2 separate regions of the Homo sapiens genome follow, and region 1 is linked to region 2. Evidence: read pairs that join two places in POLR2A ChIA-PET (ENCODE). Cell type or tissue: B cell. All regions are shown on one strand. Each heading gives the region's core, and the rest is flanking DNA. Links, peaks and the distances in the headings are about the cores only.

Region 1 (16,426 bases), core at 5,023-13,022, 920 kb before region 2:
CCTCCTCAGCCCCAGACAAATGAAATCTTTCTCTCTCTCCCAGGAGTACTGCCTCAGTGGGTCCATTAACAAGCAGAGAAAATGAGATTAGAAGACACCTAAATGCCAGAGGCACTTTATGAATGGGCTGAGCAGAGGGAGGTTCAATGTCTGGGTTAGGTCTAATTGTGGGAGGTTTCCTGGTCTATTTAGAATTGCCCCCTGGGAATGCAAGGTCTTTCAGAAAGGAAAAGGCACACAGATATTGCCTTCTGGGGTCCTCAATGGAGGAGGACATTCTGCTATGGGTGTCTCCCAGTCACCCCAAATTAATCATTTCAAAGTGAACACTCAATCTGCCCAGCCCCTAGCTTCCTCCCCTGACATGCCCATGAATATGACAGTCCCTCTACATGCCCAAGATCCTCCCCTCCTCATCCACTCCCCATGATCCCCAAGATGAGTCACTGTGCTCAAATCCATCCTCTCTCCTCCAGCCCTCTGCCTCCATGACCTCCCTCCAGCCCTCTGCCTCCATGACCTCCGCCTCCCTGCATGTCCGGATCTCCTCACTGTCTCCCCTCTGAGCATACACACACATACAGCCTGTTCATTCTCTACATGCAGCGAGGGGACTTTCCAGAACACACATCTGACCAAGTTCCACTCCTGCCTGTCACCCTTCCAAGAGCCCCACTGACTGCAGAATAACGTTCAAATATCCGGTTGGGCGTGGTGGCTCATGCCTGCAGTCCCAGCACTTTGGGAGGCCAAGGTGGGTGGATCACTTGCACAGGACCACAGGCGTGTGCCACCACACCCAGCTAATTTTTATATTTTTGGTAGAGACGGAGTTTCACCATGTTGGCCAGGCTGACCTCAAGTGATCCACCCGCCTCAACCTCCCAAAGTGCTGGGATTACAGGCATGAGTCACTGCACCGGTCTAATTTTTTCAGAGTCTCACTCTTGCCCAGGCTGGAGTGCAGTAGCATGATCTCGGTTCACTGCAACCTCTGCCTCCTGGTTTCAAGCGATTCTCTTGGCTCAGCCTCCTGAGCAGCTGGGATTACAGGCACGTGCCACCACACTTAGCTAATTTTTGTATTTTTAGTAGAGATGGGGGTCTCACCATGCTGGCACAGTTGGTCTTGAACTCCTGACCTCAAGTGATCCACCCACCTCGGCTTCCCAAAGTGCTGGGATTACAGACGTGAGCCACCGCGCCCGGCCAGCCTTTATTGATTCTTTTTAAAGCCACACTAACCTTTTATTTTCCCCCAAAGACCCCTGGGAGCCCTCAGTTTTTCCTGGCAGTTTCATCTTTGTACCCCTGACCTCCCCACACACACGCCTAGCTCAGTGCTGGCATCCAATATTCACTTTGGGTATAAATGCTTGTGCCTGAGCCTATCACCTTCATCACACAGAAAATCCTGGAGGCCACACACCCCTGTAAAGACGAGCCATTACCCACAGAGGTCCAACCAACTTACCACCCTCTCCCAGCCACCCCCAAGGACCCAGCTTGCAGCTGCCTGCTCAATGGCTTTAGAAACTAAAAAAGGTGAATGAGTTTCCATCACTGCCCTCCTGGGCTTTGCCGTTATGGCTGGTTAACTTGACAGAAGAACACATTATACTTCATTTTTTGCTGTTGTCTTGTTGGAAAAAAAAGTGACAGCTGGGTGCAGTGGTGCACACTGTAGTCACAGCTACTCAGGAGAATTGCTTGAGCACAGGAATTGGAGGCTACACTGAGCAATGATCGCCTCACTGCACTCCAGCCTGAACGACAGAGCAAGACCCTCTTAAAAAATACGTGAGAGAGGGTGCGTATGATGGCTCATGCCTGTAATCCCAGCAGTTTGGGAGGCCAAGACAGGTGGATTGCTTGAACTCAGGAGTTCAGGACTAACCTCGCCAACATGGTGAAATCCTGTCTCTACCAAAAATACAAAAAAAAAAAAAAAAATGTCGAACATGGTGTCACGAGCCTGTAGTCCCAGCTTCTCAGAAGGCTGAGGTGAGAGGATTGCCTGAGCTTGGGAGGCGGAGGTTGCAGTGAGCTGAGATCGCACCACTGCACTCCAGCCTGGGTGACAGAGCGAGACCCCATCTCAAACAAAACAAAACAAAACAAAACAAAAAAAACGGGCATGATGGCTCACACCTGTAATCCCAGAACACTTTGGGAGGCCAAGGCAGGCAGATCACTAGGTCAGGAGATCGAGACCATCCTGGCTAACATGGTGAAACCCCATCTCTACTAAAAATACAAAAAAAATTAGCTGGCCATGGTGGCGTGAGCCTGTAGTCCCAGCTACTCGGGAGGCTGAAGCAGGAGAATTGCTTGAACCCGGGAGGCGGAGGTTGCAGTGAGCTGAGATCGTGCCACTGCACTCCAGCCTGGGTGATAGAGCGAGACTCTGTCTCAGGAAAAAAAAAAAAAAGTGTGAGAGAGACCCCCTTCTCCCCTGGCCATGAGCAATTAAATTATGATTTTAATCACCCAGAGTTAAGTGTCAGAATCCACAGGTTAGCCAGGTGCAATGTCTCATGTCCTGTCATCCCAGCTACCCGGGAGGCTGAGGTGGGAGGATGGCTTGAGGCCAGGAGTTTCATACCAGTTTGAGTCTTACTATGTTGTGGGCAACATAGTAAGACTCCCCTCTCTTAAAAAAGAAAGAGGAGGCTGGGCGCAATGGCTCATGCCTGTAATCCCAGCACTTTGGGAGGCCAAGACGGGTGGATCACCTGAAGTCAGGAGTTTGAGACCAGCCTGGCCAACACAGTGAAACCTGAATCTATTAAAAATACAAAAATTAGCCGAGCGTGGTGGCACACGCCTGTAATCCCAGCTACTTGAGAGGCTGAGCTGGGAGGATTTCTTTAACCAGGAAGGCAGAGGTTGCAATGAGCCAAGATTGTGCCACTGCACCCTGGCCTGAGCAACAGTGAGTCCGTTTCAAAAAAAAAAAAAACAAAAGCAGTCACTCCTCATTCTTCTTCCCACACTCCAGCCCCTGGCAACCATTTATCTGATTTCTATCTCTCTGGATTGGCCTGTTCTGGACATGCCATAGAAATGGGATCACACACTGTGTGGCTTTTTGTGTCTGGCTTCTCCCACCTGAGCCTGACGTCCTCAAGGTTCTTGTAGCCTGTGTCAGAGCCTCATTCCTTTTCATGGCTGAGTCATATTCCATTGCATGGATATACCACATTTTCCTTATCCAGACGCTGTTTTGATGGCTTTAGACACATGATCTCCTGCGAGGTTGGTGGTCTTATTGCACCCTATTTTGCAGGAGAGGAAACTGAGGCCCAGGGAGGTCAAGCAAGTTGCTCGAGGTTGCACAGCTGCTGGTGGCATAGCCAGGACTTCAATCCAGGCAGTATCATCTAGGGTCTGCAAGTTGAACCCCTACCTTCTACCCCTCTAACAGTTTAGTATTCAGAGACTATGTAGCAATTATTATCATTTTTTAAAAAATGGAGTCTCACTCTGTGGCCCAGGTTGGAGTGCAGTGGTGTAATCTCAGCCCACTGCAACTTCTGCCTCCTGGGTTCAAGTGATTATCCTGCCTCAGCCTCCCGAGTAGCTGGGATTACAAGCACCCATCACCATGCTCTGCTAATTTTTGTATTTTTAGTAGAGACGGGGTTTCACCATGTTGACCAGGCTGGTCTTAAACTTCTAACCTCAAGTGATCTGCCTGCCTCGGCCTCCCAAGGTTCTGGGATTATGGGCGTGAGCCACCGTGCCCAGCCCAATCCAGGCAGTTTGATCCAGTCTGCAAGTTGAACCCCTACCATCCACCCCTCTAACAGTTTGGTATTCAGAGACAATGTGGCAATTGTAATGTATCTCTATCATTTTCCCAGGGAAGGATGCCAAGACACAGACAGGAGTTTGTGGCGGTCACCCAGTGAATCATCCCCAGCTAGGGCTGGAACTGAAGCCTCAGGCTTGGGGAGGGGTCAGTTCAGAAACCTTGAGGGTCTTCTCTGACGCCTGCTTGGCTCCCTTGTGTATGTTTTGGAGAATTTTTTTGTAGGGAGGCAAGTGAGGGAGGAGGGCAGAACTTAAATGCTGCAACATTCAAGGGCTCAAACGGTGGTTGCCTCCCACTAGGGAGGGCAGGGGGCCGCCAGAGAGAGCCTTGATTATGTCCTGCACCTTAATGGGTCCTTCCTAAGAGAGTGGCTTTGGTTTCCATGACAACAAGCCGGCAGCATCAGAGCAAGATAGTGGAGTCTCCTCCCCCGACCCACATCTGGTTCTGGAATCTCTACCCCTCTATCCCAGTCATTCCAAATCGCAGGAATCCAGCTGTGGCTCAGCCCAAGACCAGAGGGGGCAGCCACGCAGTGGACAGCGCTCCTTCTCTGTGGCCTAGCAGGCAGGAGGACCCCTGGCCCTGCCCCACGCTGGTAAGGAAGAGATGAATGGACAGAAATAGCGTATGCCGGGCCTGGCACAGTGGGTTACGCCTGTGATCCCGCACTTTGGAAGGCCGAGGCAGGCAGAACACTCGAGGCCAAGAGTTCAAGATCAGTCTGGCCAACATAGTGAAACCCCGTCTCTACTAAAAATACAAAAACTAGCCAGGTATGATGGCAGGCGCCTGTTAATCCCAGCTACTCGGGAGGCTGAGGCAGGAGAATCGCTTGAACCCAGGAGGCAGAGGTTGCAGTGAGCTGAGATCGTGCTACTGTACTCAAGCCTGGGCAATAAGAGCAAAACTCCGTCTTGAAAAAAAAAAAAAAAAAGCTACAGCCAGGAAGGGAGCAGTGGCTCATGCCTGTAATCCCAGCACTTTGGGAAGCCAAGGAGGGATGATTGCTTGAGGCCAGGAGTTCAAGATCAGCCTGGGCGACATGGCAAGACCATGCCTCACCAATAAGTAAATAAATAAAAAATTAGTTGGGTGTGGTGGCACGTGCCTATTGTCCCAGCTACTTGGGAGGCTGAGGAAGGAGGACTGTTTGAGCCCAGGAGGAGGAGGCTGCAGTGAGCCATGATTGTGCCACTGCACTCCAGCCTGGGCGACAGAACAAGCCCCTGTCTCAAAATAACAGCAAGAAAACAAACAAAACAAAACAAGACAAAAAAACTCTACAGCTAACAGTACACTTAATGGTACAAGACTGAATGCTTTCCCCCTAGAATGGGACTAAGACAGAGACGTCCAGCTCTGTAGCCCAGGCTGGAGTGCAGGGGTGTGATCTCAGCTTACTGCAACCTCCACCTCCTGGGTTCAAGCAATTATTGTGCCCCAGCCTCCCATGTAGCTGGAATTACAGGTGTGCACCACCACGCCTGGCTAATTTTTTGGGGGTAATTTTAGTAGAGACAAGGTTTCAACATGTTGGTCAGGCTGGTCTCAAACTCCTGGCCTCAAGTGATCTGCCCACCTCAGTTTCCCGAAGTGCTAGGATTACAGATGTGAGCTACCATGCCCAGCCGACTCTCATCATTCCTTCCTTCCTTCCTTCCTTCCTTCCTTCCTTCTTTCCTTTCTTCCTTCCTTCTTTCCTTCTTTCCCTTTCTTTCTTTCTTTCTCTTTCTCTTCCTTCCTTCTTTCTCTCTTCCTTCTTTCTTTCTCTCTTTCCTTCCTTCCTTCTTTCTTTCTTTCTTTTCTTTCTTTCTTCCTTCCTTCCTTCCTTCCTTTCTTCCTTCCTTCTTTTTTCTTTTCTTTTTTTTTGACAAAATCTCACTCTGTCGCCCAGACTGGAGTGCAGTGGCACCATCTCGGCTCACTGAAACCTCCGCCTCCCGGATTCAAGTGATTCTCATGCCTCAGCCTCCCTAGTAGCTGGGATCACAGGTGCCCACCACCATGCCTGGCTAATTTTTGTATTTTGGTAGAGATGGGGTTTTACCATGTTGGCCAAGCTAGTCTCAAACTCCTGACCTCAGGTGATCCACCTGCCTCGGCCTCCCAAAGTGCTGGGATTATAGGCGTGAGCGACCACATCCAGCTGCCACTTCTATTCAATATTGTATTGGAGGTTCTAGCCAGTGCATAAGAAAAAAAAAAAGGCATCCACATTGCAAAGAAGTAAAACTGTGTTTATTCACGGGTGCCATGGTTGTCTATGTAGAAAATATTACAGAATCTACAAAAGATTGCAGGCTCCAAGAACAATATAAAACATTAATTATATTTCTATATACTAGTAACAATCTTTCAGAAATTGAAATTAGGCCAGGCATGGTGGCTCATGCCTGTAATCTCAGCACTTTGGGAGGCCAAGGCAGGCAGATCACAAGGTCAGGAGATCAAGCCCATCCTGGCTAACACGGTGAAACCCTGTCTCTACTAAAAATACAAAAAATTAGCCAAGTGTGGTGGCGGGCGCCTGTAGTCCCAGCTACTCAGGAGGCTGAGGGAGGAGAATGGCTTGAACCGGGGAAGCAGAGGTTGCAGTGAGCTGAGATGGTGCCACTGCACTCCAGCCTGGGTGACAGGCAAGACTTCGTTTCAAAAAAAAAAAAAGAAAAAAGAAAGAAAATTACAGAAAATTGTAGACATAAAAGTTTCTCTTTTACTTGTTATGAGGAAGCAGACATCCTGGGCAACATAGTGAGACCCCGTCTCTACAAAAAATAAACAATTAGCCAGGCATGGTGATGCACCTGTAATCCCAGCTACTTAGGAGGCTGAGGTAGAAGGAAAGATTGCTTGGCCCTGGGAGGTCAAGGCTGCAGTGATCTATGATTGTACCACTGCACTCCATCCAGCCTGGGCAACAGAGTGAGATCTTGTCTCAAAAATAAATAAATAAATAAATAAATAAATAAGAGAGAGAAAAAGCAGGTATGCCTGCTACTCCATAACATTTCTGTTAGAAGGCTAGATGAGGGTTGTCTCTTAAGGTCCTTAATGAAAAAGAAAAAAGACAGGTTCTTTTTTTTTTTTTTTTGAGATGGAGTCTTGCTCTGTTGCCCAGGCTGGAGTGCAGTGGTGCAATCTCGGCTCACTGCAAGCTCTGCCTCCCGGGTTCACGCCATTCTCCTGCCTCAGCCTCCCGAGCAGCTGGGACTACAGGCGCCCACCACCACGCCTGGTTAATTTTTTGTATTTTTAGTAGAGATGGGGTTTCACTGTGTTAGCCAGGATAGTCTTGATCTCCTGACCTCATGATCCACCTGCCTCGGCCTCCCAAAGTGCTGGGATTACAGGCATGAGCCGCCACATCCGGCCAAAAGACAGGGTCTTGCTATGTTGCCCAGGCTGGTCTGTAACTCCTGGGCTCAAGTGATCCTCCCATCTTGTCCACCAAAATTGCTGGGATTTCAGGTGTGAGCTACTGTGACCTGCAAGGGACCTCATCTTTGATGGAGAATTTCCCTAAAATGCTCCTTTTCTTAAATAGGGTCTCACTCTGTAGCTTGGGCTGGAGTCAGTGGCATGATCATGGCTCACTGCAGCCTTGACTTCCTGGGCTCAAGAGATCCTGCTGCCTCAGCCTCCCAAGTAGCTAACTATAGGCACACACCACCATGCCAAGCTAATTTTTTTATTTTTTGTAGAAATGAAGTATCACTGTGTTGCCCAGGCTGGTCTCAAACTCCTAGGCTCCAGTGATCCTTCTGCCTTGGCCTCCCAAAGTGTTGGGATTACAGGCATGAGCCACCACCCCCAGCCAAAATGCTGTCTGATGAGCAAGGGATGTCAATACAATACGGAATGTACCATACCTGCCAGGTTGTCCATCCTCTGCATTTTTGGTGCTGTCTCTTCCTTCCACCTGTGTGATGGTCTTAAAACATCCACAGCCGGGCACGGTGGCTGCTGGGCGCGGTGGCTCACGCCTGTAATCCCAGCACTTTGGGAGGCCGAGGTGGGCGGATCACGAGGTCAGGAGATCAAGACCATCCTGGCTAACACGGTGAAACCCCGTCTCTACTAAAAATACAAAAAATTAGTCGGGCGTGGTGCCGGGCGCCTGTAGTCCCAGCTACTTAGGAGGCTGAGGCAAGAGAATGGCGTGAACCTGGGAGGTGGAGCTTGCAGTTAGCCAAGATCACGCCACTGCACTCCAGCCTGAGCGACAGAGCAAGACTTTGTCTCAAAAACAACAACATCAACAAAAAAAAAAAAAATCCACAAACATCTAACTCTGTTTTCTTGTGAAGATCCAATTCTCTCCCCTTGAAAGTGGGCTAGACTTGGCAAATACGATGTGGCAGAAGTGACACTATGACTTCTGAGGCTGCGTGATAAGAGGTGATACGATACAGCTTATGCCTGGTTCTCTCTCTGGATGCTTGCTCCTGGGACCCAGCAGCCATCTTGTGAGGAAGCTCAAGCTACATGGAGGTGTTCCTGCCGGCAGTCCCAGTTGAGGTCCTTCAAGATGACTCCAACCCCAGCCTCCTTCTGACTTGAACCACATACGAACTGCCCCCAGTGAGAACTGTCTAGCAGAGTCCACTCTCAGAACCATGACAAGTAATAATAATAGGTTGTTGTTTATGTCAGTAACCTTGAGGTCGTTTGTTAAGTCAATTTAGGTATCTAGAGCAATCTGGACCATTTGTTTCTTCCAAAGTTCTACCTAAAAAAAAATCCCTGTCCAGGCCAGACATGGTGGCTCACGCCTGTAATGCCAGCACTTTAGGAGGCTGAGGTGGGCGGATCATAAGGTCAGGAGATTGAGACCATCCTGGCTAACGCGGTGAAACCCCATCTCTACTAAAAATACAAAAAATTACCTGGGCGTGATGGCGGGCGCCTGTAGTCCCAGCTACTCAGGAGGCTGAGGCAGGAGAATGGCGTGAACCTGGGAGGCGGAGATTGCAGTGAGCCAAGATTGAGCCACTGCACTCCAACCTGGGTGACAGAGCAAGGCTCTGTCTCAAAAAAAAAAAAAAATCCCTGTCCATACTTGAAGACCTAGCCTCGCACATGAAGTATCTCCCAGGTTCCTCCTTCCCTCCCCAGCCAGATACAATCCATTCATTCTCAGGCTCCTGCATCCCCAACCACACAGTCTAACTTGAGTTATTCTCCTCCCATCAGATTCTGGGCTCTTGAGAACAACATCTGCTTGTTTACTGCTATATAACCAGGATCCAGCACACAGCCCAGCACATAGCAGGTGCTAAGAATATAAATAAATGTGGCTGAATGTTTAAATGAATGAAGAAATGAAACAAAGATACATACTAATGCCTTCAGGCTGTGCTACATTATATAAATCTATCTAGTCCCTTCAGGGAGTGGGAGACACACTGAGACTGTTTCTTAGAAACTAAACCATGGCATATTTTCCCAATGAACAGACAATTCCCCGGAGAGGAAACAGACATCGTAAACAAACTCTTGGGGAACTGTGTGATTTGGTTAGTAATTATAGACAGGCAAATTAAAGCTACCAGCTAGCACGTGGCACAATCCCAGTTACTATTACTGCACCACAGATGACCCCAAAATGTTCAGGCTTAAAACAATCATCATGGCTGGGCGGAGTGGCTCACGCCTGTAATCCCAGCACTTTGGGAGGCCGAGGTGGGTGGATTGCTTGAGCTCAGGAGTTTGAGACCAGCCTGGGCAACATAGTGAAACACCGTCTCTACACAAAAATACAAAAATTAGCTGGACATGGTGGCACAGGCCTGTAGTCCCAGGTACTTGGAAGGCTGAGGTGGGAGGATTGCTTGAACCCAGGAGGCAGAGGTTGCACTGAGCTGAGATCATGCCACTGCACTCCAGCCTGGACAACAGAGACAGACCCTTTTTTTTTTTTTTTAATCATTTTCTTATATCTTATGGATTCTGTAGGTCAGGAGCTTGGGGCAGGGCTCCACTGGGAAGGTAGCCATTTGCCCAAGCCAAGGAGAGAGGCCTCAAGATAAATCAATCTTTCCCATATCTTTCTTGTTTTTAAGTCAGGGTCTTGCTCTGTCACCCAGGCTGGAGTGCAGTGGTGCGATCATAGCTCACTGCAGCCTCCATCTCCTGGGGTCAAGATCCTCCCACCTCAGCGTCTCAAGGAGCTGGGACCACAGGTGTACATCACTGTACCTGGCTAACTTTTTAAATTTTTTCATAGAGACGGGGTCTCGCTGCATTGCCCACACTAGTCTTGACCTCCTGGATTCAAGCAATCCCTCATGTCAGCCTCTCAAGTAGCTGGGACTACAGGCGTGCCCTACCATACTCAGCTCATTCTGCCCATATCTTGATCTTGAACTTCTAGGCTCCAGAAATGTGGAAAAATAACTTTCTGTTGTTTAAGCCACTCAACCTGTGACATTTAGCTATGACAGTCCAAGCAGACTAATACACTTACTCCTCTTCTCGTCTCTTTCCTTTTCTTTTCTTTTCTTTTTTGAGACGGAGTCTCGCTCTGTCACCCAGGCTGAAGTGCAGTGGCATGATCTCGGCTCACTGCAACCTCTGCCTCCCAGGTTCAAGCAATTCTCCTGCCTCAGCCTCCTGAGTAGCTGGAACTACAGGCGTGCACCACCACACCCAGCTAATTTTTGTATTTTGAGTAGAGACGGGGTTTCACTGTGTTGGCCAGGATGGTCTTGATCTCTTGATCTTGTGATCTGCCCGCCTCAGCCTCCCAAAGTGCTGGGATTACAGGCATGAGCCACCGAGCCCAGACTTGTTTGTTTTTTTTTTTTTTGAGATGGAGTCTCATTCTGTTGCCCAGGCTGGAGTGCAGTGGCAAGATCTCGGCTCACTGCAACCTCCACCTCCCAGGTTCAAATGATTCTCCTGCCTCAGCCTCCTGAGTACCTGGAATTACAGGCATGTGCCACCATGCACAGCTTATTTTTGTATTTTTAGTAGAGATGGGGTTTCACCATGTTGGCCAGGCTGGTCTCGAACTCCTGACCTCAGGTGATCTGCCCGCCTCAGCCTCCCAAAGTGCTGGGATTACAGGGGCGAGCTACCGCACCCAGCCGAGACCAGTGTTCTAAGTGAAGTAACTAGTAATGAAAAACCAAATACTGTGTATTCTCACATAAGTGGGAGCTAAGCTATGGGTTTGCAAAGGCATACAGAGTGAAATAATAGGTGGGACACAGTGACTCACACCTGGAATCCCAGCACTTTGGGAGGAGAAGGAGGGAGGACCATTTGAGCTCAGGAGTTTGAGACCGGCCTGGGCAGTATAGCAAGACCCCACAAGCATCTAAAAAAAATTAGCTGGGTGTTGTGGTACATGCCTCTAGACCCAGCTACTCAGGAGGCTCAGGCGGGAGGGTCACTTGAGCTCAGGAGTTCAAGCCTGCAGTGAGCTATGATTGCACCACTGCACTGCAGCCTGGACAACAGAGCAAGACCTTATCTCAAAAAATAAAAATTTAAATTAAAAAAATGGTATAATGGACAGTGGAGACTCAGAAGCGGGGAGGGAGTGGAGAGTGAGGGATAAAAAGCTACATACTGGGGCCAGACGCTGTGGTTCACACTTGTAATCCCAGCACTTTGGGAGGCCGAGGCAGGTGGATCACCTGAGGTCAGGAGTTTGAGACCAGCCTGGCCAACATGGTGAAATCCTGTCTCTACTAAAAATACAAAAATTAGCCAGGCATGGTGGCAGGCGCCTGTAATCCCAGCTACTTGGGAGGCTGAGGCAGGAGAATCACTTGACCCCAGCAGCTGGGGGTTGCAGTGAGCCGAGATCTTGCCACGGCCCTCCAGCCTGGGCAACAGAGCAAGACTCTGTCTTAAGAAAAAAAAAAAAGAAAGAAAAGAAAAGAAAAGAAAAGAAAAAAGCAAAACGAGAAAACTACGCATTGGGTACAATGTACTCTACCTGAGTGACGGCTGCGCTAAAATCCCAGGCTTCACCACTACCAATCATCCATGTAACCAAAAACAACTTGTACCCCAAAAGCTATTGAAATTAAAAAAATTTTTTTTTGTTTTTTTGTTTTGAGACGGAGTCTCGCTCCGTTGCCCAGGCTGGAGTGCAGTGGCACAGTCTCGGCTCACTGCAAGCTCCGCCTCCCGGGTTCATGACATTCTCCTGCCTCAGCCTCCGGAGCAGCCGGGACTACAGGCGCCCGCCACCGCGCCCGGCTATTTCTTTTTTTGTATTTTTAGTAGAGATGAAGTTTCACCGTGTTAGCCAGGATGGTCTCGATCTCCTGACCTCGTGATCCGCCCGCCTCGGCCTGCCAAAGTGCTGCGATTACAGGCGTGAGCCACCGCGCGCAGCCTTAAATGTTTTTTTAAGGGTCCGTTTTGTTTTATTTTGCTCCCTGGTCTAGCTCAGCTCCGGAATCGGTGCAGACACGCAATATCCTCTCAGTAGATATTTATGGAATAAATAAATCTGTCTCATCTTTGGCATTGCTATGATGGGGTCTATTTTGTCTTTTTCTCTATTTATCCCCATGTTTAAAATATTTTTTTATTAGAAAAAAAAACGGAAGTCACCTTAGGATGAAAGCGCCTCCCCTCCCAACCCCCCAGTGGGGTTTGGCATGTCTCTCGCTGTCCCCATCACCTCCCTGGCCCGTGCAGGTGGCCTGGCCGTGGTTCTGCACGGGCCGCCGCGTTTAGGCGGCACTGCAGCTAATGACACCCCGCAGCGTGTGCCTGGCTGGCCGCCCGAGATGTGCCTGCGCATGGCATGGGGACGTTTGCAAGCCTGGATCCTGGCGCGGGGGCAGGTAGCGGGAGAACAGGCACGCAGATGGCAGAGGGGCTGGGGCGGGGACGCTCGCCTGGCGTGGGCCACAGTCACGACCCAATCGTAGCCCCCACTGTGTCTCTTCATAGTTGCATCCTTGGAAACCGGCGGGGCTGCAGGAAAAAAATTAAAAATCAGATGAAAGAAAATAAAGCAGTGGAGACCTCCAGAAGGTGCCCGCCCCACAGAATAGTAGTCAGAGTGGTGCTGTGGTTACAATGTGCTTCCTGGGGTGATGACTTTATTCATTCCACAGATATTTATTATTATTATTATTATTATTATTATTATTGTTATTATTTGAAATGGAGTTTTGCTCCTGTTGCCCAGACTGGAGTGCAATGGCGCGATCTCGGCCCACCACAACCTCTCCCTCCCGGGTTCAAGCGATTCTTGTGCCTCAGCCTCCCGAGTAGCTGGGATTACAGGCATGCGCTGTCACGCCTGGTTAATTTTTGTATTTTTAGTAGAGACGAGGTTTCTCCATGTTGGTCAGGCTGGTCTCGAACTCCTGACCTCAGGTGATCCGCCCATTTCAGCCTCCCAAATTGCTGGGATTACAGACGTGAGCCACCGCGCCCAGCTTCCACGGATATTTATTGAGCACCTACTCTGTTCTAGAAACAGGAATGCAGCAGTGAACACGACAGAGAAGAGTCCCTGAACAAACATTCTAAATTTGTTAATTATACAGCAGGGTAGGTTGGAAAGTGATGTATGCTACGGGGGGAAAAATAGGCTGAAAGGATCGTCGTTCCACCTCGGCCTCCCAAAATAGTGGGATTATAGGTGTGAGCCACAGTGCTCAGTCTTAATTTTCAATATTGGCCATGATTAACAACTGGTAGGAAAAAAAAATCCTGAAAATATAACGATCAGCTCTTGTGAGTCAGTATACACCAACATCTGCACACTCTGGAGGGGTAAATTCTGTTTTGTTTGTTTGTTTTGTTTTGTTTTGTTTTGTTGAGACGGAGTCTCTCTGTCGCCCAGGCTGGAGTTCAGTGGCATGATCTTGGCTCACTGCAACTTCCCAGGGAGTTGGAAGGAGGGAGGAGGTTGGAGGGAGGAGGTTAGAGGGAGGAGGTTGGAGGGAGAGAGGAGGTTGGAGGGAGGAGGTTGGAGGGAGGAGGTTGGAGGGAGGGAGTAGGTTGGAGGGAGGGAGGAGGTTGGAGGGAGGGAGGAGGTTGGAGGGAGGAGGTTGGAGGGAGGAGGTTGGAGGGAGGGAGGAGGTTGGAGGGAGGGACGAGGTTGGAGGGAGGGAGGAGGTTGGAGGGAGGAGGTTGGAGGGAGGGAGGAGATTGGAGGCAGGAGGTTGGAGGGAGGAGCTTGGAGGGAGGGAGGAGGTTGGAGGGAGGAGGTTGGAGGCAGGAGGTTTGCTGATTTTTAGCATTTGCCCATTTCCTGTGGTGTAAATATTCAAGCCAAGAATGATTTCCAGCTACCACCAAGGAGCCATAGAACAGGGTATGGGGGCTGGGCGCGGTGGCTCACACCTGTAATCCCAGCACTTCGGGAGGCTGAGGCGGGTGGATCACAAGGTCAAGAGATAAAGACCATCCTGGCCAACATGATGAAATCCCACGTCTACTAAAAATACAAAAATTAACTGGGCGTGGTGGTGTGCGCCTGTAGTCCCAGTTACTTGAGAGGCTGAGGCAGGAGAATCATTTGAACCCGGGAGGCGGAGGTTGCAGTGAGCCGAGATCACATCCCCGCACTCCAGCCTGGTAACACAGCAAGACCCCGTCTCAAAGAACAAACAAATAAAAAAGAACAGGATAGTCGGAAGGAACGTGCAGGGGGACCCCAGCACACAGTATCCCGGTACCACTGGGCAGGTGCAGTGGACTTGAATAACCCAGGAAACATAGAACATAGTGGGACATAGTAACAAAAATAGTGAATTTGTGAGCATTTGTTATTTGTTATCTTTGTTTTTGTTGTTGTTGTTGTGTTTTGGGAGTTTTTTTGTTTTGTTTTGTTTTTTTGAGACGGAGTCTCGCTCTGTCGCCCAGGCTGGAGTGCAGTGGCGCCATCTCGGCTCACCACAACCTCCGCCTCCCTGGTTCCAGCCATTCTCCTGCCTCAGCCTCCCGAGTAGCTGGGAATGCAGGCGCCCGCCACCATGCCCAGCTAATTTTTCTATTTTTAGTAGAGACGAGGTTTCACCATGTTGGCAAGGTGGGTCTTGAACTCCTGACCTCAGGTTATCTGCCTGCCTCGGGCTCCCAAAGTGCTGGGATTGCAGGATTGAGCCACCACACTTGGCCTAAAAAACACTTTTTTTATTTTTTATTTTTATTTATTATTATTATTTTTGAGACAGAGTCTCGCTCTGTCACCCAGGCTGGTGTGCAGTGGCACGATCTCAGCTCACCGCAACCTCTGTCTCCCAGGTTCAAGCAATTCTCCTGCCTCAGCCTCCTGAGTAGTTGGGATTACAGGCGCCTACCACCACGCCTGGCTAATTTTTATAGTTTTAGTAGAGACTGCATTTCACCGTGTTGGCCAGGCTGGCCTCAAACTCCTGACCTCAGGGGATCCTCCTGCCTCAGCCTCCCAAAGTGCTGGGATTACAGACGTGAGCCATCGCACCTGGCCACAAAGCACTTTTAGACATGTTTTCTCTCTCACGCTCCTATGTTCTCATTTTACAGATGAGAAAGCTATGTTCAGGGAGCTTGGGCCACTGTCCAAAGCCATGCAGCTGTTTGGCCGTGGACTTGGTTGTTGAATCCAGGAATTCAGCTTTTAGAATTAACCTCTTGTCTGTGTTGAGAGGCAAATGGTTCGTAAAGTATTTTCACTCAAAACGCTTAGCCTCCCTACGGTGCCAAATACTATAACAGGCAAAAAGAGTGTCCCGGGGGTTGACCAAGGTCCATCTGGCTGGAGCTTCTCATGCCCCTAAATGGTCTTATGGCCAGTCCCAGGTGCACTGTGGAAGTCTCAAAAGTAGACATTTAACATGCAACTTTAAGCTGCTGTCCTGTTATTGGACCACAGTCCCTCTAATTTTTTAAAATAAATCCTGTAATTGCTTCGTGGAAAGAACAATTATATTGCAAGACACTGCCATCTGTGGAAGGACATTAAAATACAATGAAGTGGCCAGGCATGGTGGCTCACGCCTGTAATCCCAGCACTTTGGGAGGCCGAGGTGGGTGGATCACTTAAGGCCAGGAGTTCGAGACCAGCCTCGCCAACACGGTGAAACCCCATTTCTACTAAAAACACAAAAATTAGCTGGGTGTAGTGGCGCGCGCTTGTAGTCCCAGCTACCTGGGAAGCTGAGGCAGGAGAATCACTTGAACCTGGGACGTGGAGGTTGCAGCGAGACAAGATCACACCACTGAACTCCGGCCCAGGCGACAAGAGTGAAACTCCATCTCCCCCCCGCCAAAAAAAAAAAAAAAAAACTTCAGGGTATGTGTGTGTATATTTCAAATGGTTGAACTGTTCATTAAAAACATTTCAAATATGCCATGAAATCCTATTTGGAGGCATTTCTTCATGTTGTACCACACATGAGAAAGCATCAAAAAACAATTGGTGGCCAGGTGAGGTGGCTCACGCCTGTCATCCCAGCACTTTGGGAGGCCGAGGCGGGCGGATCATGAGGTCAGGAGTTCGAGACCAGCCTGACCAACATGGAGAAACCCCGTCTCTACTAAAAATACAACATTAGCCTGGCATGGTAGCACATGCCTGTAATCCCAGCTACTTGGGAGGCTGAGGCAGGAGAATTGCTTGAACCCGGGAGGTGGAGGTTG
Region 2 (8,324 bases), core at 142-8,141:
CTGCTTGGATCCACTTCCTATCCCCCAATGGTATCTTAGATGCCGCTTCCTCCAGGAAGGCCTCCTGGTTGCCCCATGGGCTGGCCCCATACACAGACCCAGGGCCTGTAGGGTGGCTGACTGGTTACGTGGCTGCTGCCCTCAGCACATGAGGAAGGGGACTGGGTCAGGGGCTCCAGGGTCACCCACAGCCCCACACAATTCTTGCCACAGTTCTGAGCTCTAATGGCATGGGGGAGGGCATCTGTGAGACGGACAGAGCCATGCAAGCCACTCTACATCTGCCACTGATACTGGGGGGCACTCCTGATGCCCTGAGGGGTCCCCATGCCCCCCAGTCCTGTCCCCAGGAACTACAGGCCCGTCCCTTGGAGAAGTCAGGCTGGGAACTGGGCCCAGCAGTGGGCATTGAAGCCCCCAGGGGACACGAGGATGCTGGGAGGGCCTCAAGGGCAGGGACCAGTGCCCACCACTGGCTGTCAAAGGGCTCCTAGGGGAGAAATGCACTCAGCACCTTTGCAGAAAAAAAAACACATGAGAAATATGGGCCCCTGCATGCTCCTCACTGAAACCACTTCTCCTCCAAGCCTCATTCTGGGTGGGAGCCACAGGCCCCACTGCTTCCGGCTGCCAGAAACCTTCCCTACACTCTGGGCCAGGTGGGGGCCCCACCATGGGGCAGCCTGGAGGCCCCGGGAGACAGAGTGTGTGGCCTGACGGTGGTGGGCGGTGTTTTGGACAGTCCCAGGCCCTAAACCCTGCGCCCACTCGCGCCACCTGCAGCTGCTCGCAAGCGTCTGGTGTGTCTCTCACGGCCCCATCTGCTCCTCGGCCGCAGGTCCCACCTGTCTCTCCCGGGCCCAGGAGCTCCCAGAGGCACGGCCTCTGCAGGCTCTGGGGGGCGCCCCCTGCTCTGGGAAGGGGACAGCAGTGGGGAGGGGCTGGGCTTACCTCCGCAATGGCCAGCTTCTCCTGGGCCACGTAGCCCGACACGTTGATCATCTCCATACGGTCTCGCAGCGGCTCGGGGATGGTGTCCGTGACGTTGGCCGTGCAGATGAACAGCACCTGGGGGCGGCGGCAAGGTGCTGGGGGACTGGCCGCTTACCCTCCCCAGCAAGCCCAGGCCCCAGACAGGCCCCCCACCTTGGACAAGTCCACGGGCACGTCCAGGTAGTGGTCCAGGAAGTTGGCATTCTGCTCTGGGTCCAGCAGCTCCAGCAGTGCCGACGACGGGTCCCCCTGGTAGCCTCGGCCGATCTTGTCCACCTGGGGCAGCAGACAGCAGGTGGTGCCCCTCGCCGTGCCCCTGGCCAGCCCGCCCAGTGGGGAGACCCCAGGGTCAGGGCTGGGGAGACCCCGAGTGAGAGCGGCACCCACACCCTGCCTTGGACGGGCAGCCTGCTGGGCGTGGCTGTGGGTGGGAGGGACCCGTCCGTGCCATCAGGGCCAGCATCACGGCGATGGCCCCTGAGTTGGCTCGGGGATCCTAGGACCCGGAAGGCTCGGCTTCATCTTGCACACGGCATTGCCGGGTTAGGGGGTCTCCGGGCCTCTCCGCACGCACCTCGTCGATGAGGATCAGGGGGTTCTCCGTCTTGGTCTTCTTCAAACACTGGATGATCTTCCCGGGCATGGCGCCCACGTAGGTCCGCCTGTGGGTGCACAGCGGGGTCAGAGGTCACTTGGTAGCCTGGCTCGGCCACAACGACACCATGCACCCTCCAGGGCCACAGGGGAGAGGCCACCTGGAGCCCCACAAGATGTGGCCATGATGTGGGAGGCGGAAATGCTGGCAGCCGCCGGATGTGTGGCACCTGCAGGCACGCTGGTCACTTGCCCTGACTCGCCAGCTCAGATTCTGGGGTCACTGATTCAAAGCCAGATCTCCCTCAGTCCCATCCCTCAGCTGACACCATGGTGAAAGCCAGACAGGCGCTGGCAGCAGAAGGCCCCCACTCCTCACTGAGGGACGCCAGGCACGCCTCAGCCCTCAAGGGCTGGGGTGATACTAGCCATGGCCAGCACTGGCTCTCAGGAGGGCTTCCTGCAAGCTCTGTGCTCTGCCCCAGCACAGGGGCCCGGCCCGCGACAGGGACAGAAGAATCCCAGGCCCCACGAGAGACAGTGAGGAAGGCTCTGTCTGTGGGATGAAGACACAGGGAGGCAGGGATGGAGGGACTGAGATGCCACTGGGATGTGTGTGACACTTTAAGTGTGCAGGGGGGTAAGGAGTGTCTTAGGGAGAGGCCCCGAGCAACGCACGTGAGGAGAGAGCCACGTGAGGGTCTGAGAGATGTGTTCCAGGCCCAGGACACAGCCCGTGCAAAGGCCCTGAAACAGGACCACGCCTGGTGTGTTAGAAGAACAGTGAGGAGGCCATGAGGCTGAGGCAGAGGGAGGAGGGGGGGAGAGAAGAGGGAGGAGAGGGGGAAGAGGGAGGAGATGGAGAGGGAAGGGGGTAGAGGGAGGGGGAGGAAGAAGAGAGGGAGAGAGAGGAGGGGGTGGGGCAGGTCATGCGGGGTCCTGTGGGCTGCAGTGAGAACTTGGGCTTTGACCGAGGAACGTGGGAGCCCTGGAGAGCTGGGGGCAAAGGAGGGTTTTGCTGCTGTTAATAACAACGATCCATCGCCCCGCAGCCAGTCTCCTGTCCTTGTCCTTGTCTCAGGAACCCAGAGACGTCAGCAGACGCCTGCCCTCCCCGCAGCCCCGCTACCTGGTGACTCCCTCCCAAGGCCAGAGGTGACCCAGGCTTGTTCAGAACCCCGCCAGGGTCTCTCCTCCGGCCCGCACCTCCAGCCATCCCTGAACCAGGCTCCAAGAGGCTTCGCGACCACTTCAAACCGCTTGCCCAGGAAGGACTGGGTGCCCCCCACCCCCACCCCTCCACCTTCACCCAGCTGCTCCTTCCTGCTCAGACCCCAGCCCAACCAAGGGCCTGCAGAACAGGTCCCCTGTCCTCCCCCTCACACCCCCCACCCCCTAGTCAATCTGGGACTCCCCAAAGCTGCACTGGCCCCACCTCCTCCAGCTCCTCCCAACTCCCGGCTGGTCAGAGTGGCCGCCCCCTGGGGACTGGACACTGCGCGGGCCAGCATGCTGTCACCCTTGCAGCGGGCGGGCAGATGCTAGGAAGGCCTGAGCCGGGAGGTCGGGAGCTGGGGATGTTTTTAGAGAAGGCAGAAATGTTCACTTTAAACCTGGACTCAAGTGAATGCCTTGCAGGATGGAAACACGTGGTGGACTCAGCAGATGCCTCACACTCGGCTCTCACTGAGGCTACGGTTTCCAAAGAACCGCTGTCTACAGAGGCTGGCGAGGAGGGAAGCCCCAGAAAAGCCGCGCCCGGCTGCCCACCCAAAGGGTCAGGTGGGAGGGCGCTGAACTCTGAGGGCCGTGGCCCCTGCTTCTGGGCCTGAGGCTGGCCGGGACGAGTGAGCCCACAGAGGCGCCAAGGTTTCTCTGGTGTGCGCGGCCCGGTCCTCACTGGAGACCGTCTCTCCTGACTCCAGCCCACAGGCTTCGGGGTGGGGGGTGGAGCCGACCCCACCCCTAGTCCTGGGGCATCAGCCACAGCCCACATAGACCAGCATCTGCACGGCAAACGCCGGCCCTGCAGCTCTGGCCCGGGCATTGCAGGTCCTATGCTGGAACTACCGGGGGTGTCTGCTGAGGGCCGGCCCGAGAAGTCTCTCTCCCAGGGGTCAAGCCATGGAGGTTCCTGCCAGCGCTGTTTGAGCACCTGGAATCAGCTGGGCCTGAAGTCCGCCACATGGCTGGACTTTTCAGTTACTCCAGCATGAGTGGAATCGGTTGCCCACAACCCGGATTGCTCTACCAGATGTTAAAGGGTGACCGGAGAAGACGAAGCCCGGCAGCACAGCTGAGGGGAGTGCGTGGGGAGAGCTGTCAGGCCAGGCCTACCTGTGGCCCTTGATCTCAGCCACGTCAGTCATGCCCCCGACGCTGAAGCGGAAGTACTCTCGGTTCAGGGCGCGGGCGATGGAGCGAGCAATGCTGGTCTTACCCACGCCAGGGGGGCCATAGAAGCAGAGGATCTTGCCCTGGGTGGAGCCGCGGAGCTGGCTAACGGCAATGAACTCCTGCAGACAGAGGCAGGTTCAGTGGGCACGTGAGCTGGGGAAGCCGGGGACCCGCGCATGACTCTCGCCACCTGCACACTGCCTTTCAGACGTCTGAGGGCTGCGAGAAGGGACCAGGATTGTCCGGGAGGCTGAGCACATCAGAGCTGCCACTGGCCACGGGGAGGGGCAGCCTGTGACAAGGGCTCCATTTAACAATTTAACACCAAAGGACAACTAGGTGCTAGGAGACCGCGGCCACCCGGCAGTGCCAGGCCCGTTCAGCAGTTCCCGGGACCCTGAAGACCGCAAATGCTCCACTCTCTCCGGTCCAACCCAGAGAAGCAGTCCACCAATGCCTCTGGCTCCTGTTTTTTTTTTTTTTTTTTTTGAGATGGAGTCTTGCTCTGTGGCCCAGGCTAGAGTGTACTGGTGCGATCTCATCTCACTGCAACCTCAGCCTCCTGGGTTCAAGCAATTCTCCTGCCTCAGCCTCCTGAGTAGCTGGGATTACAGGTGTGAGTCACCATGCCTGGCTACTTTTTTTGTATTTTTAGTAGAGGCGAGGTTTCACCATGTTGGTCAGGCTGGTCTCGAACTCCTGACCTTGTGATCCACCCGCCTCGGCCTCCCCAAGTGCTGGGATTACAGGTGTGAGCCACCATGCCCAGGCTCTGACTCCTGTTTTTTAACCTTTGACTCCCACCTGCCTGCCTGGTTTCCAATGTCTCAGGAGTGATATTTTAAAAATTAATTTAAAATTAATTAATTTTCAGACAAGGTCTCGCTCTGTCACCCAGGCTGGAGTGTAGTGGTGCATCACAGCTCACTGCAGCCTCCACCTCCCGGGCTCAAGCAGTCCTCCCACCTCAGCCTCCCAAGTAGCTGGGACTGCAGACACGCAACATCACACCAGGCTAATTAAAAAAAATTTTTTTTCCTTTTTGAGACGGAGTTTCACTCTTGTTGCCCAGGCTGGAGTGCAATGGCACGATCTGGGCTCACTGCAACCTCTGGCTCCTGGGTTCAAGCGATTCTCCTGCCTCAGCCTCCCAAGTAGCTGGGATTACAGGCATGCGCCACCACGCCTAACTAATTTTGTATTTTTAGTATAGATGGGGTTTCTCCATGTTGGTCAGGCTGGTCTTCAACTCCCGACCTCAGGTGATCTGCATGCCTCAGCCTCCCAAAGTGCTGGGATTACAGGCATGAGCCACAGCGCCCAGCCGCAATTTTAAAATTTTTTGTAGAGATGGGGGTCTCACTCTGTCACCCAACCTGATGTGCAGTGGCATGATCACAGCTCACCACAGCCTCAACTTCCTGGGCTCAAGTGATCCTCCCGCCTCAGCCTCCTGAGTAACTGGGACTACAAGCAGCCCCACCATGCCCGGCCCGTCAGGCATGACTTCAGTCCACCTGGGAAATCCTCGAGCCCTCGGGGGCAGGGCAGGATGCTACCTCCGCCGGGATCCCCCCGACCAGCACCCCCAGGCCTACGAATTCACCAGGGGGCTCCTTTGAAATCTCAACCCACAGCACACAAGAGTCCTGGGCCCGGGCACCCACATGCAAATCCACAACAGGCCAGACACTGGGCTCACCAGGATGCGTTTCTTGACGTCCTCCATGCCGTAGTGGTCTTCCTCCAGCACTGCCTGTGCCCGCGCCAGGTCCAGGTTCTCGTTGCTGTACTTGCCCCAAGGGATGGACGTGAGCCAGTCTAGGTAGTTGCGGGTGACACTGCCAGGGGACAGATGGAGAGATGCTGAGTGGAGCTCACGAGCTGCCTGTCTCTCTGCTGGACTTGGCTGGGTGGTTGCAAGGGGCTTGAAACCCATGTGTGGGGCTGAGCGCGGTGGCTCACGCCTGTAATCCCAGCTCTTTGGGAGGCCCAGGTGGGAGGATCACTTGAGCCCAGGAGTTCAAGACCAGCCTGAGCAACTCAGCAAGACCCCATCTCTATAAAACAATTTACAGGCCAGGCACAGTGGCTCACGCCTGTAATCCCAGAATTTTGGGAGGCCGAGGCAGGCGGATCACAAGGTCAGGAGATCGAGACCATCCTGGCTAGCACGGTGAAACCCTGTCTCTACTAAAAATACAAAAAATGCTTCTGCCTCTGCCTCTGCCCTCTGCCTCTCCCCTTTCCACGGTCTCCCCTTTCCCTCTTTCCATGGTCTCCCTCTGATGCCGAGCCGAGGCTGGACTGTGTGCTGCCATCTTGGCTCACTGCAACCTCCCTGCCTGGTTCTCCTGCCTGAGCCTGCCGAGTGCCTGCGATTGCAGGCGCGCGCCGCCACGCCTGACTGGTTTTCCTATTTTTTTGGTGGAGACGGGGTTTCACTGTGTTGGCCGGGCTGGTCTCCAGGTCCTAACCGCGAGTGGTCCGCCGGCCTCGGCCTCCCGAGGTGCCGGGATTGCAGACGGAGTCTCGTTCACTCAGTGCTCAATGGTGCCCAGGCTGGAGTGCAGTGGCGTGATCTCGGCTCGCTACAACCTCCACCTCCCAGCCGCCTGCCTTAGCCTCCCAAAGTGCCGAGATTGCAGCCTCTGCCCGGCCGCCACCCTGTCTGGGAAGTGAGGAGCGTCTCTGCCTGGCCGCCCATCGTCTGGGATGTGAGGAGCCCCTCTGCCTGGCTGCCCAGTCTGGAAGGTGAGGAGCGTCTCTGCCCGGCCGCCCATCATCTGAGATGTGGGGAGCGCCTCTGCCCCGCCGCCCTGTCTGGGATATGAGGAGCGCCTCTGCCCGGCCGCGACCCCGTCTGGGAGGGGAAGAGCGTCTCTGCCCGGCAGCCCTGAGAAGTGAGGAGACCCTCTGCCTGGCAACCGACCCGTCTGAGAAGTGAGGAGCGTCTCCGCCCAGCAGCCACCCCGTCCGGGAGGGAGGTGGGGGGGTCAGCCCCCCACCCGGCCAGCCGCCCCGTCCGGGAGGTGAGGGGCGCCTCTGCCCGGCCGCCCCTACTGGGAAGTGAGGAGCCCCTCTGCCCGGCCAGCCGCCCCCTCCGGGAGGGAGGAGTGGGGGTCAGCCCCCCGCCCGGCTAGCCGCCCCGTCTGGGAGGGAGGTTGGGGGGGGGGTCAGCCCCCCACCAGGCCAGCTGCCCCATCCGGGAGGGAGGTGGAGGCGTCAGCCCCCCGCCCAGCCAGCCGCCCCGTCCGGGAGGGAGGTGGGGGGGTCAGCCCCCCGCCCGGCCAGCCGCCCCGTCCGGGAGGTGAGGGGCGCCTCTGCCCGGCCGCCCCTACTGGGAAGTGAGGAGCCCCTCTGCCTGGCCAGCCGCCCCCTCTGGGAGGGAGGAGTGGGGGTCAGCCCCCCGCCCGGCCAGCCGCCCCATCTGGGAGGTGTACCCAACAGCTCATTGAGAACGGGCCATGATGACAATGGCAGTTTTGTGGAATAGAAAAGGGGGAAAGGATTGAGAAATCGGATGGTTGCCGTGTCTGTGTAGAAAGAAGTAGACATGAGAGACTTTTCATTTTGTTCTGTACTAAGAAAAATTCTTCTGCCTTGGGATCCTGTTGATCGGTGACCTTACCCCCAACCCTGTGCTCTCTGAAACATGTGCTGTGTCCACTCAGGGTTAAATGGATTAAGGGCGGTGCAAGATGTGCTTTGTTAAACAGATGCTTGAAGGCAGCATGCTGGTTAAGAGTCATCACCACTCCCTAATCTCAAGTACCCAGGGACACAAACACTGCGGAAGGCCGCAGGGTCCTCTGCCTAGGAAAACCAGAGACCCTTGTTCACTTGTTTATCTGCTGACCCTCCCTCCACTATTGTCCTATGACCCTGCCAAATCCCCCTCTGCGAGAAACACCCAAGAATGATCAATAAAAAAAAAAAAAAAAATTAGCTGGGCGTGGCAGCGGACACCTGTAGTTCCAGCTACTCGGGAGGCTGAGGCAGGAGAATGGCATGAACCCGAGAGGCGGAGCTTGCAGTGAGCCGAGATCGTGCCACTGCACTCCAGCCTGGGCAACAGAGTGAGACTCCATCTCAAAAAAAAAAAAAAAAAAAAATTTACAAACTGCCCTGTCCAAAGCACCCAGTGCAGGAAGGAGGAGATGGCCGGAGGTCCACTGCTGACTCATCAGGAGAGCCAAGACGGCACTGGCTTCTGCCCAGGGCTGAGTGAGCAGAACCACAGAGGGGACGAGGCTTAGAAAATGGGACAAGGCCTGACCCAGGGCAGGTGGGGAAATGGAGGCCAGGTCCCCTGCCGGGAGAGTGACGCTGAAGGTTGG

What was found. ChIA-PET counts read pairs that join two places held together with the same protein. Peaks named below come from ENCODE experiments on the same cell type or tissue, not always from the same donor. Only the 100,000 strongest peaks of a DNase experiment are listed, where the experiment ranks them.
Region 1: POLR2A ChIA-PET joins it to region 2 with 10 read pairs; 2 of 35 experiments call an interaction of 5 or more read pairs at or near these places.

The regions. Positions count from the first base shown.
Region 1 is chr19:4,772,765-4,789,190 of GRCh38, forward strand. LOC124904620 (a long non-coding RNA gene) reads right to left here. Exons shown (of 2, transcript XR_007067103.1): 2 at 12,301-12,763. Among named protein-coding and RNA genes, the nearest start is that of MIR7-3, 10 kb to the left of the region's middle. RefSeq lists a silencer at 8,180-8,380. In B cell, for the core only: no CTCF peak of the experiment used is centred there; no DNase peak of the experiment used is centred there; H3K27me3 peaks cover 1,435 bases.
Region 2 is chr19:5,695,103-5,703,426 of GRCh38, forward strand. LONP1 (lon peptidase 1, mitochondrial) reads right to left here. Exons shown (of 18, transcript NM_004793.4): 9 at 5,687-5,825; 10 at 3,925-4,103; 11 at 1,568-1,655; 12 at 1,147-1,269; 13 at 952-1,068. Among named protein-coding and RNA genes, the nearest start is that of RPL36, 9.0 kb to the left of the region's middle. RefSeq lists enhancers at 554-603, 3,869-3,968. In B cell, for the core only: no CTCF peak of the experiment used is centred there; DNase peaks (open chromatin) are centred at 756, 1,339, 2,189 and 4,059.